Regions from separate parts of the Homo sapiens genome. Here region 2 is linked to region 1. Evidence: chromatin contacts called from ENCODE Hi-C or POLR2A ChIA-PET data. All regions are on one chromosome and are shown on one strand. The core of a region is the stretch at or near the end of the contact, and the rest is flanking DNA. Distances in the headings are between cores, read along the strand shown.

What was found. Hi-C counts contacts between places; a loop is a spot of excess contacts on that map. ChIA-PET counts read pairs that join two places held with the same protein, here RNA polymerase II (POLR2A). Pooled maps may share reads with other maps.
Region 2: a loop to region 1 is called in a map of HepG2, with 10 times the contacts of the local background. The contact joins two enhancer-like sites. A Hi-C loop is called at or near these places in 52 of 168 maps with a recorded cell type or tissue (A673, CD14-positive monocyte, CD4-positive, alpha-beta T cell and 35 more), 37 of 37 single-sample maps with no recorded cell type and 41 of 50 pooled maps. POLR2A ChIA-PET finds 5 or more read pairs at or near these places in 7 of 52 experiments (BJ, CD4-positive, alpha-beta T cell, CD8-positive, alpha-beta memory T cell and 4 more).

What each region holds. Positions count from the first base shown.
Region 1 is chr10:103,710,469-103,716,767 of GRCh38, reverse strand. The region is part of intron 5 of SH3PXD2A (SH3 and PX domains 2A); the gene reads left to right. Among named protein-coding and RNA genes, the nearest start is that of SH3PXD2A-AS1, 33 kb to the left of the region's middle. Within about 2 kb of position 3,712, at least 3 of the 41 ENCODE cell types and tissues checked have a DNase peak (open chromatin) inside an H3K27ac peak, as active enhancers do; they include mammary epithelial cell, where a contact is called at or near this core.
Region 2 is chr10:103,884,635-103,890,297 of GRCh38, reverse strand. STN1 (STN1 subunit of CST complex) reads left to right here. Exons shown (of 10, transcript NM_024928.5): 9 at 1,154-1,226. Among named protein-coding and RNA genes, the nearest start is that of STN1, 31 kb to the left of the region's middle. Within about 2 kb of position 1,862, at least 22 of the 41 ENCODE cell types and tissues checked have a DNase peak (open chromatin) inside an H3K27ac peak, as active enhancers do; they include mammary epithelial cell, where a contact is called at or near this core.

The sequences.
Region 1 (6,299 bases), core at 2,463-4,962:
GGTGCACCCATATCACAGAGGGGAAAACTGAGGCCAGGGCTGAGCTGATCTGCCCTGCTCTTGTCACTCACTTAGTATCTTTCTTCTTGGGCCTCTTACCAGCCCACTGGCCTTACCAGCCCACCTCTTACCCACGATGGGACACATAGTGGGCCCACACAGTGGGTAGACAGTCACCTCCCACTTCCTGCTCTCACCCTGGGCTTATCCCTTCGGCTTGTTTCTTCCTGCTGAAGCCAGCCATGATCCTGGTTAAATTCTTGACATTGCATGGGAGGAGCAGATAGCCCTGCTAAACTGGTTTCTGTTCTTCAGCCCAGGGCCACAGAGCCACCCTCTGTTGTACAGTAGAACAATGCCCCAATGTTCCGAGGGACCTGGGGTGAGAGGAGGATGGACTGAGGCCAGGCCAGAACCATCCCTGCCTCAGCCTGCCCATCAGGGGCCCCCAACACTCCCCATGGGGCAGAGTCCACCCCCAGTGTCCCTGCCTCCTGCGGGGAACCCCAGGGCAGGCCAAAAGGGGAGGCCATCCTGCGGGAGGCCTGCCCCAGCCAGAGCACAGGTTTGGGAACTGGGCCGGGCTGGTTAAGGTGGTGCAGGGGCTGGCTTAGGACACTGAGGGAGGCTGCCAGGGAAGGAGGGCCAGGGCAGAGGCAGATGCTGCTTGGGGCCTGGGGTGGGAGGAGGTCAGACTCAAGAAAACACTCTCCTCTGCATGACTTTCTCATCCTCCCCTCCCATTTATATTTTGGGGATGGTTGTTTCATCTTGGACTGCATGGTAAAATTGTGGGGAGTCCAGTGAGGGGGACAGAGGTTGTTGCTGCCATTTGCCTGGGAGAAGCAGAGCCCAGGAGGACAGATGAACTCTGCCAGCCCTGCTTCAGGGTTCCCGTAGGAAGACGAGGGGCAAGGTGGTGTGTGTGGCAGTGCAGCTGGAATAGCACTGAGAATGTGGGGTGTCTCCTCCAGGAGCCCCACATCCCCAATCCCAGTCGAATGCCAGGTCTGGCCTGTTCGGGAAGGCAGGGCGACTGCTCGGCTTATGTCTGGCTGCCAGCCTCTTGAGTTAGAGTCCAGGCTTCCCTGCTCACCAGCAGCATTGCTGTGGGTTGACTGCGTGGCCTTCCATTCTCTGTAAGTCACCCGGAGTCACTGCTCCGGCACTGGGGAGAATGAATTGGGATGATGCGTGTGGATCACAAACTGGGCACTGAGTCATACACCCTCCTACTCCCTTCCTTTTCCTAGGAGGCAAATGGAAGGTTGTGGACAGAGCCCTGGAACCTCTCCACAGCAGCCTCCCTTCACTCTGCAGGTAGTTACTGAGTGCCAGCTGTATGCCAGGGACCGCGTAGGCTAATCACCTCAAGGGTCAAAGCTGAAATTGTGAATTGAGTTAAATTAACTGCAGTGGCAACTGTGGGGACACCCAGCTCTGCCTGTGAGCTTGAATGGCTCACTTCTCCTCTTCCAGTCTGTTTCCCCATCTGTGCAAGGCCCCCGTGGTACATGTGGCAAAATGATTGTGAGGTTCAAGGGAGCAAATGCGTAGAAAATGCCCCTATGTACTTAACCCATCACAAAAGCTCAGGAAATGGGATTTTCTGTTTTTCTTCTCCTTTCCTCCATTAGCCCAGGCCTGGGTACAGAGCAGCCACCCCAAAAAGGCTGGGGGAATGGAATTGGGTTGGCCGAGCTGAAGGTGAGAGCTGGGAGAGGAGCATCTCACCGCATCCCTCTCTGCTCTGGGAGTCCTGGCCAGGGCTGGTGCTGCCTGTGGAGCGAGGCTGCCCCTACCACCCTGCAGGCTGTTGGAAACTCCAGGGCATCCCAAGTCCCTGTCTCTCCTGGGGGATTGGGGTAGAAAGTCCACCCACACATGCCTGGCTGCATTCTGGTCAGACACCTATCATCAAGATGGCTCTGTGTGCTCTGTAAAGCCCTGCCACCACCCATCTGGCCAGGGACGTGGGCCACACTGTCCTTGCAGCCCCCTGCCACTGGCTGCTGCACAAATAGCCTCTTTATGTTGATGGGCAGGAGGGCCAGCTGGACCTTGGAGCTGTGGGAGGCTGAGGGAGGGAACAGAACGTTAGATAAATAAACCTTGTCCATCCCCTGCCATGCCCCCTTCAACCTGGGTGGGCAGGTGGCAGGAAAATGCCCACAGGAAGCTGTGTCCAACCCACTTGAAAGGGGCATTGGCCGTGGGGAACAAGGACTTCTGCAGGCTCAGCTGTCATGCTGGGTCGGCGAGCTGGAGGGAAGCAGATTCAAACACCCCCAGTCCAGCCCAGCTCATAGCGCACACGCCTGGGAGGCCCATGTCCAGGGAGAGAAGATGACTCTGTTTTCAGGCCTGGCACAGGATTTTCTTCAGGGTGGGGAGGAAGGTGGCAGGGAAGGGTATCCTGGTGCAGGAGTGTGTGGGGGTAGACTGGGTCCCCCATTAATTTCTTGGGCTTGTGCATTCTATGTTCTCTGAAACCTCAAGACCCCCATGTGCCCACTCTCTTACCCCCAAGGAAGGCCTACAGAGCCCTTTGGAGCCTCTGGCGGAAGGGGTAAGCCCTGGAAGAGCGCTGAGGCCTGCTTTGCTGTTATGTTGTGTTCAAGGTGGGTCTTGGTTCCCCTGTGGTTATCACTACCCTCCATGTTCCTAGTCCCTGGGTAGTTACCCCTCCATGGGGAGTTTAAGGCAGAACTGAACCTAGAACCTGGGTCTTCGGCCACTGGGACCAGCCTTCCTCTGTTGCATTCTTGTGGGAGGCGTGTGTTCATGCAAGTGTTTCTAGATCATCTCTATGTGAGGCCCGGGACTTCAGAAGTAGCTCAGTCCCCACTCTCGGGGCCCTGGTGGTCTAAGGGGGAGGATAGCATGGCATGGGCCTGGCTTGCTTCCACAGGAGGCAGCAGACCATTATAGGCTCTGGCAAACCCTGGCTCCTCCCCCACCTGCTGTGTGGCCTGGGAATTATTTAAACTCCCAAAACCTCAATGTCCTTGCCTATAAAACAGGGCTTATAACAGCTGCTGATAATGGGGAAGACAGAAAAAGAACAACTGATTGTAATAGGTGCAGGGCCTTGCGCAGCAACAAACCAGCCTGCTGAGGTGGTCAGGAAGGCCTCCCTGAGGAGGTGGCATTCAGGCTGAGACTAAAGCAAGAGCTCACTACTCAAGGAGAGTGGCAGAGGAGGGCATCCAGGCCAGAGGGAGTCCCTGAGATTGTGTTTCAAGGATTGAAAGAAATTTCATCTTCCGTGAGAGTAAGGGATTTTTGGCTAGGGCTAGGCCAAGAAGAGATAGGCCTGAGGCAGTCATTAACAATCGCTACACTTCAGCATCAGGTAAATGGGCAGAACCTAGGGGTCTCTGGGCTATCTCCTGGCTCTGACATTCTGAGGTCCTAGCAGAACCAGTTGGCTATTGCAGTGGTCCAAGCATGCAACAGTCAGGATCTAGAGAGGGGCTGGATGGCTGTGGGAATGGGAGATATTCATAGACATAGTCCGAGATGAAAGGGACAAGCATCCAGAGACCTTGTGACTCCTTCCCCTTCACAGGCTCTGTAAGTTGGATCTTGAGGGTGGTTGGAGTTTGGGCACGTCTGTAACTTTGGGTCACTTTGAAGCCCTCGGTTCATGAGATACATGTGTATCTGGCTCCACCCCATGGCCATATCGGATATTACAGCTCCCAGCGTCTGGCTGATGCTGTACTAAAGCCGTGCTGGACCCTTGAGCATGGTTTATCTTGTTTGAGCATCCGTACAATCCAGGGAGGCCCATGCTCCTTTCTGCAGATGAGGGACCTTAGGCTGAGACTGGTTGACTTACCTCTCAGCTAGGAAGTGTCAGAGGCTGGACTCATGCCATTGCCCTTCAGCTCCAAGTCCACACCCCACACGGGGGTGAGCTGAGGATGAAGTGAGAAGCACCTGACCCTTGGCTGGGGCAACTAGCTCCAAATTTCAGGATGGGACCCTTCATCAGACAGAAGGGCAGAATAACTGCATCAGGACGCCATGGTTGCCATGGTCACCACGGGGGCTGAAGGTAGAGTTGAAGGCATGTGCCACATTTGGGATCTTTTAAGGGGAACCCAGGTTTCCTGCTGGGCCACATCCCTGAAAAGGTACAAGGTTTGCTGAGACTGCCAAGTCTGGTCCAGGCCCCCCAGGGCAGCCTGTTGAGACCCTTCCCCCAGCCTCAGGAGCTCCAAGGAGGGGCTTCCTATCCCAGGAGGGTTCAGGCCTCTGAGGAGGGGTGCTGCCTGGCTGGTACAGGCTCCTCTGATGGAACAGACACAGGGAAACCGGTTCTAGAAGCACTCAGAAAACCAGGTTTCCCGCTCCCAAACCACAGACTGAGCCCTTGGCTTCCCACACCCTCTCTCATGAATGGCCCATTTGGTCATGGGTCCAGAGGGCACGCAGATGGCTACGTGCAAAACCCCACCCAGGACATGTGGCCCGGAGCATGGCTCAGTGGTCAGAGCCAGAGGGAGAGTTTCCCCCAGACAGCTTTACTGAGGTATAATTTACATGCTATAATATGTACTTGTTTTAAGTGTACAATTAATTCATTGATTACTAATACTTTTACAGTTGTGCAACCATCACCACAATCCAATTTTAGAGCAGTTCCATCTCCCTTAAAAGATCCCAGAGGGAGGTTTTGGGGTTATTTTCTTTCCTTTTTTTTTTTTTAATTTTGAGACAGGGTTTCTCTCCATTGCCCAGGCTGGAGCTCAGTGGCACAATCGTGGCTCACTGCAGCCTTGACGTCCCAGGCCACCTCAGCCCCCAAGTAGCTGGGACTGCAGGCACACACCACCATGGCAGGATAATTTTTTTATTTTTATTTTTTGTAGAGACGGGGTCTGGCTCTGTTGCCCCTGCTAGTCGCAAATTCTTGGCTTCAAACGATCCTCCCGCCTCGGCTTCCCAACGTGCCAGGATTAGAGGTGTGAGCTGCCATGCCTGGCCACCAGAGGGACATTTTATATTCTTCCAAACTCCAGGTTTTGGAGACCTGTTGGTATCCCTTCCCTCTGCTCCTGTGTGAGGGGAGGACATGCCTGTTCCCAGGGACTGAGTCTCTGCCCCACTTGCTGCTGCTGTCATTTCTGGGCCCTCTGGTAGTTCCAGCTGCTACGCTGCCCTTGCACAGATTGCTCAGTAGCCCGGGGACGAGGTCTGCCTGGCCCTCCCGGTGCAGCTCTGAGGTGGACTAACCACTGAGTTGGCGCCCAGGGTGAAGGGGGAGGGTGTTCATCTCAGTGGGCACGTTCCCTGCGTATTGATTCCAGTGGCCCAGCTGGGTGTTCACTTTGAACTTCATCCCCAACCCCAGGTAGTTACGTGCCCCAGGTCAGTGGGAAGGCCACCTCAAATGCAATGCTTACTTCCCCCCAAACTTCTTAGAAGGCCAGTAGGTGCAGGCAACAGGCCAAGAGGCTGCACCACAATGATGCCCAACTTTCTACCCAGGGAAATTCCAGGTGTTCTGGCAGCTCAGCTGTTTAGCAGAAAGTGCATGAGGAGCTGATTATCAGCTTGGCTTTTTATAATCATTTTTCCCTCTTGGGATGCTCCTGGGAAGGAAGGTGGCAGAGCTGTTAAGGGAGGTGGCCTTGGACTCACAGGTGTAACTTCAGATCCTGGTTCAGCCCCCCACCAGCTATGTGCCAGGTGGGGCAACCGTTTTTTATTATTATTTTTAGAGACAAGGTCTCTGTCTCTCTCCCAGTCCTGGAGTGCAGTGGCACCATCACAGCTCACTGTAGCTTCAAACTGCTGGGCTCAAGCAATCCTCCTGCCTCAGCCTCCCGAGTAACTAGGACTACTGGCACATGCCACCGTGCCCCACTATTTTTTAAATTTTTTGTAGACATTGGGTCTTGCTATGTTGTTGAGGCTGGTCTTGAACTCCTGGACTCAAGCCATCCTCCTGCCTTGGCCTCCCAGGCAATCTTTTAACCCCACCTAAACTCACCACTTACTCACCACACCTGGGCCTGCCATCCCCACCTCTCACCCCAATACTGGGACGTCTCACTTGTGGCATATACCACAGAGGTAATTAAATCCTTAACATCCGGCTTCCCTGAGAGGCTGCACACACCCTGAGGGCCGGGACATTACTGCCAGGCATCTACCATATCCCTCGTGCTAGCTGAAGGATGGACACAGTAAATGCAATAAATGGAGAGGATGACTGTCTGTGGGCCTTATGTTCCCCCAGGAGTAAAATAGGGACCATAGAAGTGGCAGCATAGGGTTACTATGAG
Region 2 (5,663 bases), core at 613-3,112, 180 kb before region 1:
GTTTAATCTTCGTCATAACCTTGTGAGCTGAGAGAAGGCAGGTGTTCTCAAGATGCCCCCTCCAGTAAGGCAGGTCAGACAGGCATTCTTGGGCTGTCTTTAAGGAGGAAACTTACAGCTATTTGTTTGCATGCCTATTTTCTTTCTTCCTTTCTTCCTCTCTCTTTTTCTGTTTCTTTTTTTTCTTTCTCTTTCTCTCTTTTTTTGTTACTAGATTCACTGTGGAACATGAAGGTGAAACCTGTTGTGTGCTGCTTCCCTCTTAATCTGAGCTGGTTAAAAAAGACTAAGTTGGCCAGGTGCGGTGGCTCACGCCTATAATCCCAGCACTTTGGGAGGCCAAGTCGGGTGGAATCACTTGAGGTCAGGCATTCGAGACCAGCCTGGTCAACATGGTGAAACCCTCATCTCTACTAAAAATACAAAAATTAGCTGGACGTGGTGGTGCACGCTTGTAATCCCAGCTACTCGGGAGGCTGAGGCGGGAGAATCACTTGAACCTGGGAGGCGGAGGTTGCAGTGAGCTAAGATCGTGCCACTGCACTCCAGCCTGGGCGATAAGAGTGAGATTCCGTCTCAAAAAAAAAAAAAAAAAAAAAAAAGGAAAAAGAAAAAGACTAAGTTATGTCTACCTTTGAGAGCAGAATGTGTTTCAGTGGATAGGCTAGCTTTACTCTCATGCTAGCCTGTCCTTGCAGGGTTTTTTTTTTTTTTTTCTCCTTTTATTTTTCCTTGTGGTTGGGAGAAGCAAGAAAACTGATGCAACACAAGACAGGTGTCAGGGCCCAGAAGAAGGAGTCATGGGGTGGAGATTGGAGGCCTTGATCACTGTGCCTCGCTCAAAACTATAACAACAAATAACAAAAATGTGTTATGAGTGTTGAAGAAGAAAGTTGTCCCTTAAAAGTATGCAATTCCAGCTTTTTTTTTGTTTTAACCTCATTGCCCCAATGAACCAACTCCCAAGGACGTGTCCTCTGGGCAGAACTGGTTTGACACTAGGCCAAGTATCAAACACCACATTAATGGTGTAGGGAAGATGATTATTATGTAATCTTTAGAAACTATCCTGAATACTAATTTGGAAGTCTGGATGACACAACTGCTGTGTTACCTAAGAACACTCTCTCTCTCAACTATTTTTCCTATTTAGGTAACCAGAGAAGACAAAGACCTGCACAGAAAGATCCACCGGATCATTCAGCAGGACTGCCAGAAACCAAATCGTAAGTGGTATAATGTACAAGTGATGCCCTGGTGCCCTGGAAGGGGATACTGTCTCCCGGGGAGCACTGGATGGAGAGTCAGGAGACCCGGGACTTTTCCCAGTAGTGACTTGGAAAGGTGATAGTCAAAGTACCTGCCCTCCCTGAGCCTCCATCTCCTCTCTAAAGGAGTGTTGGGCTAGCACAGTTGTTGTGATCTTGGCTGTACATAAGATTCAACCTTGGAGCCCTCTGAACATTCAGAGCCCAGATTCTACCCTGGGGATTTTGTTTCCATAGAGGATGAGGTGGGGGCTAGACAAGGAATTCTGATACAGTGAGGTCACCACACTAGGACGTTTTGATGTCATTCTGCTTCTCATGTTCTCTCTGATTTGTGTTATTTCCTATTTCATGCTTGCCCCCCTTCTTTGAACACAAACCTGACATTTCCCTCTATTCTAACATCAAAGCCTTTCAGTGTTGGAAGGGATGGTTCTAGACATGACTGTTTATGAACGGTGTAATTCAGTCATCTTGGAAACTGTTAATTTGCAAAAGACATGGTTTAGAAAATAGTTTTGGTAGAGTTAGTTCAGCCCCTAGTGGTTAGACACTGAAACTGTAGCTACTCTGACAAGGAACAATACCATTTCCACACTAGTTAGAGAAGGAAGCATTAGTCTATCTTTAAATCCTATGTAAACTGACCGGTCTTAAAGGCGACTTTTCAAAGTCTAGCTTTTGCAAACACATACTATAATAAGAAGTGTTGGAAAAGTTTGTTAATGACCCCAGGTCCCTGATCTGCCAGTGAACTCCACCTCCAGTCCTTCGGCCCATACATCCCTGGGGCCTGGACCTGTGCCAGGTTGAGTCAGTGGGTGAAGCTGGGCCAGGTTTCCAGCACTGGTGTTTATGGTAGACAGCCCTAGTTAGCCTTTAAGAAACCATGAGGTCGGATCCCAGAGTGGTGTGACAGCAGCTCTTAAAATAAACTCAAAGCAATATATTATTTCAGTGCAAGTGAATGGACTTTGTTCACTTCATTCAGAACAATAAAAGCAAATATCCTTTAGTTGAGGGAAAAGCCCATCTGTCCACAATTGAAGGAGCTTTTGAGAGCAGTGCAATGTGGGATTCCTCAGCCAAGAAGGGATGAGAAGATGCTCCCAAGATAACATCTCTGCAGTCACCCTATTCGCAGGCCTCCTGGCCAGGTTCTTATTTTCATCTGCATTAGGAATAGAATGGATTGAACCCTAGGGCTAGTAAAGCACATGAAAAGAATTCACATTTCATTTGGACTTGGCTCTCTGAAGTGTCCTGAAAGTAGCAGGTTTAACATCTACATCTACCCACAGCTCATCAAGTGGACAGGCCCTGCCACTCAGTCTGTGAATGGGAGCCTCTAAAAGCCACTAGCCAATCACCTGGCACTACTACACTCCCAGGAGCTGAATTCTGAAGCCTGAGCTACTGAGAATGCTGATAAAAGATGTTATAAGGACTGTGTTGGAACCTGCTGTGACCACCCCGCTTCATAATGTTATAACATAGCAATTCAGAATAGTAACGTATGCCCCTCATGAAAAGCCAAGCAGTGCAAAAATCCACTCCAAAAAGCCAGACTCCCTCCCAGCACTGAGCCCCAGCTTCTGTGTTCCCCTCTCCAAAGGCAGTGGTTGTTATTAGTTACTTGCATATCCTGTTGGATATGTGTTTTCTATCAGGGATAAACTATACAGATATGCACTTACAAACATATCATATTATTTATCCTTGACAGAAAACACAAGTGAAGTTTAGCCGACGATATACATTGTCCTACACCTTGTATTTTAGATCTAACATTGCCTTCTAGAGGTCAACAGTACACATGAAAGTGCCTACGTCTTTTCATTAGCTGGACAGCATGCTGTTACATGTATAGGTAAATATCCGACCCTCAGTCTAACCATACCTACTGGGCCTTTAGTTCCTTTCTAGCCTTTCAAACAGAATATAGCCTGGAGTTTTTCCTTGTCAGGATGATTGGTAGAAGGACTTGAAGTCATTTATGAGTGTCTCACAAAGGCTAACCCTTCAATAATGAAAGGACTATGAACATCAAGCCTGTCTTAGGTCCCTGAAGGATTGATACTTGTTCTCTGAAGATGGGCAATGTGGCGGCATTGTGAGGAGCTGTGCTCTGGAGCCACCTTGCCTAGGTTTGAATCCCGGCTTTGCCACTTGCTAGCTGTGTAATGTTGGGCAAGTGCCTTGGGTTCTTTAAATGCAAAGTGGGGATAATAATAGTACCTACAAGATGGGTTTTTATAAGAAGTAAATGAATTGGCATTTAGAAAGTTAGAAGAGTACTCAGTGCATAATTATGATCCAAAAAGTATTAAATAAAAATGAAGTTCTCTTTCCTAATGGCACAAGTGGTAACCCCTAATTCTCTAGCCTGCAGGCCTGAAGGCTCACCCTCTACTTGGTTTAATATTGATCTGGAAGGAGGCAGTTTCAGATAGAATCTGTATGTGGATTTTGCTGTATTATTGTTGGAGTAAAGTTGACAAAATCTGGATTTTGGCTTTCAGTATGGGTACAACAATGGCAAATTATCCAAAAGAGCTCTATGTTGAACATGTCTTTTTATCTCTAACTTTTTACTCTGAAAATATTCCAATTTATCAAAAAAAAAAAAATTAAAAGACTGGTACAATAAACACCGATATACCCTTCACCTAGATTGACTAAAAACTTCAGTTTGTATTTGCTAAGCATGCAGAAATTCTCCTATTTGATCACCAAATCATTTCACACCGAAGAAAATTAACATTTGATGAGTTCCAAAATGGCAGCCTTTCACTAAATGTTACTTTATACCATTAGCTTTTCAAAAATCTCCCATGTATTTAGCTCAGGTTCATTTTTTACTATCCCAGAGCTGGAGAGAACTGCTGCTTTTGGTAGAAACTGAGTACCATATAACACTACTTATACTGGAGGATTTTTTTTTTAAACTTAAGACAAACTTTTAAAAAAGACTTAAAGAAGTTTAACCTTTTGTAGTTATAGTAGTAGGTTATATCTGAAATGTATCTTTATGTCATTTGGGTCTCTAGAACATTAGCCTTTGTGGTTTCTGGTGGAGGTATGATGGGGTATAGTATGAATCAGGCTACATGTGAAAGTTCTTGGGAAAATATAAGGCGCAGTTATCACCGCTCATAGTGATCCGTCATAAGATAACTATGTCTGCCAGGCAAACACTTTTCAGAAAAGTCTGCTTCGGCTTGTGGGTTTGTTCCAGAAGAGTCGAATTATGTAATTGTACTAACCCCTGGGGAGCTCCTTGCTGGCCTTTCCTACTTTTACTGTTTTATAATAATTTCTCACTTAGAGAAGAATCTAAGGCCAGGCACAGTGGCTCACTCCCATAATCCCAATGCTTGGGAGGATTGCTTAGGCCAGGAGTTCGAGACCAGCCTGGGCAACATAGCAAGACCCTGTCTCTACAAAAAATAAAAATTAAAAATAGAGAGGAGTCTAAGTTCACATTACCGAAGTGACTGGAGATCACTTTTGAACAGCCTCACCAGATAACCCTCAGCAGAACAGCCTTTCTGACTAAATAGTTGAAGGCCTCTGAGACAGTCAGCATCACTGCTTTGGGCCCCATGGATGCCTGTAAGTCACCTTGAGCCCTGGGTCCAAGCATCCAGGCCTTGCAGAAACTAAAAGCTGAGCAGCACTAAATTCCCTCTGCTCCTCCCTACCGTGTGCAGGTCTGTGTGGTTGGAGCCCCTCACCCTCCATCATCAAACCTATCCTTGCTTGCTGGTCAGCTCTTCCTCCTTGAGAGGCTTTTCTTCTTGGGAAGGGATGAAGCTTTTCTAGAGCAGGAACTAAGTTACATTCATCTTCTTGGATTACGGATATGATGAACCAAATCATAGTAGTTCCCCCTGGTCTCTCATCCACACAGCCACCCTGAGAAGGAAGTGGTTTTGTTCCCGGGAGTGACTTTGTCCCAGTTGTAGAGCCAGGGCTTGAATTCTGGTGTGGTGGACTCCAGTGGCAGCTCCAGGTCTGCCAAGCTCTACTTGCTCCTCCTTGCTCAGCAATGCACACATAGTAGGTGTTCAGGAAGTCTATGGAGTGAATGTTGAAGAAACAGCCTGGAAGTATAGATGCCAGCAATCCCAGTTGGAAGGAGTAATGAGTGGACACAGCCACTAGAGGTCAGAATTTAGCAAATTTTTGTTAGCCCAGGAGCAGTCTCTGAACCTTAGGGTTGGAAAGGGCCTTGGAAGTGGTTTTCACCACAGCTGAGAACACTCAGGCCTAGGGATGGCTTGCCCAAAGCTACAGAAGTGCACCAAACCTTGAACCGTGCTTTGCCTCACACCGCAATACCTCTTCGAGCACCTTCCTGAAGCCTAAAGCATTTTTCATCTGTAAACAACT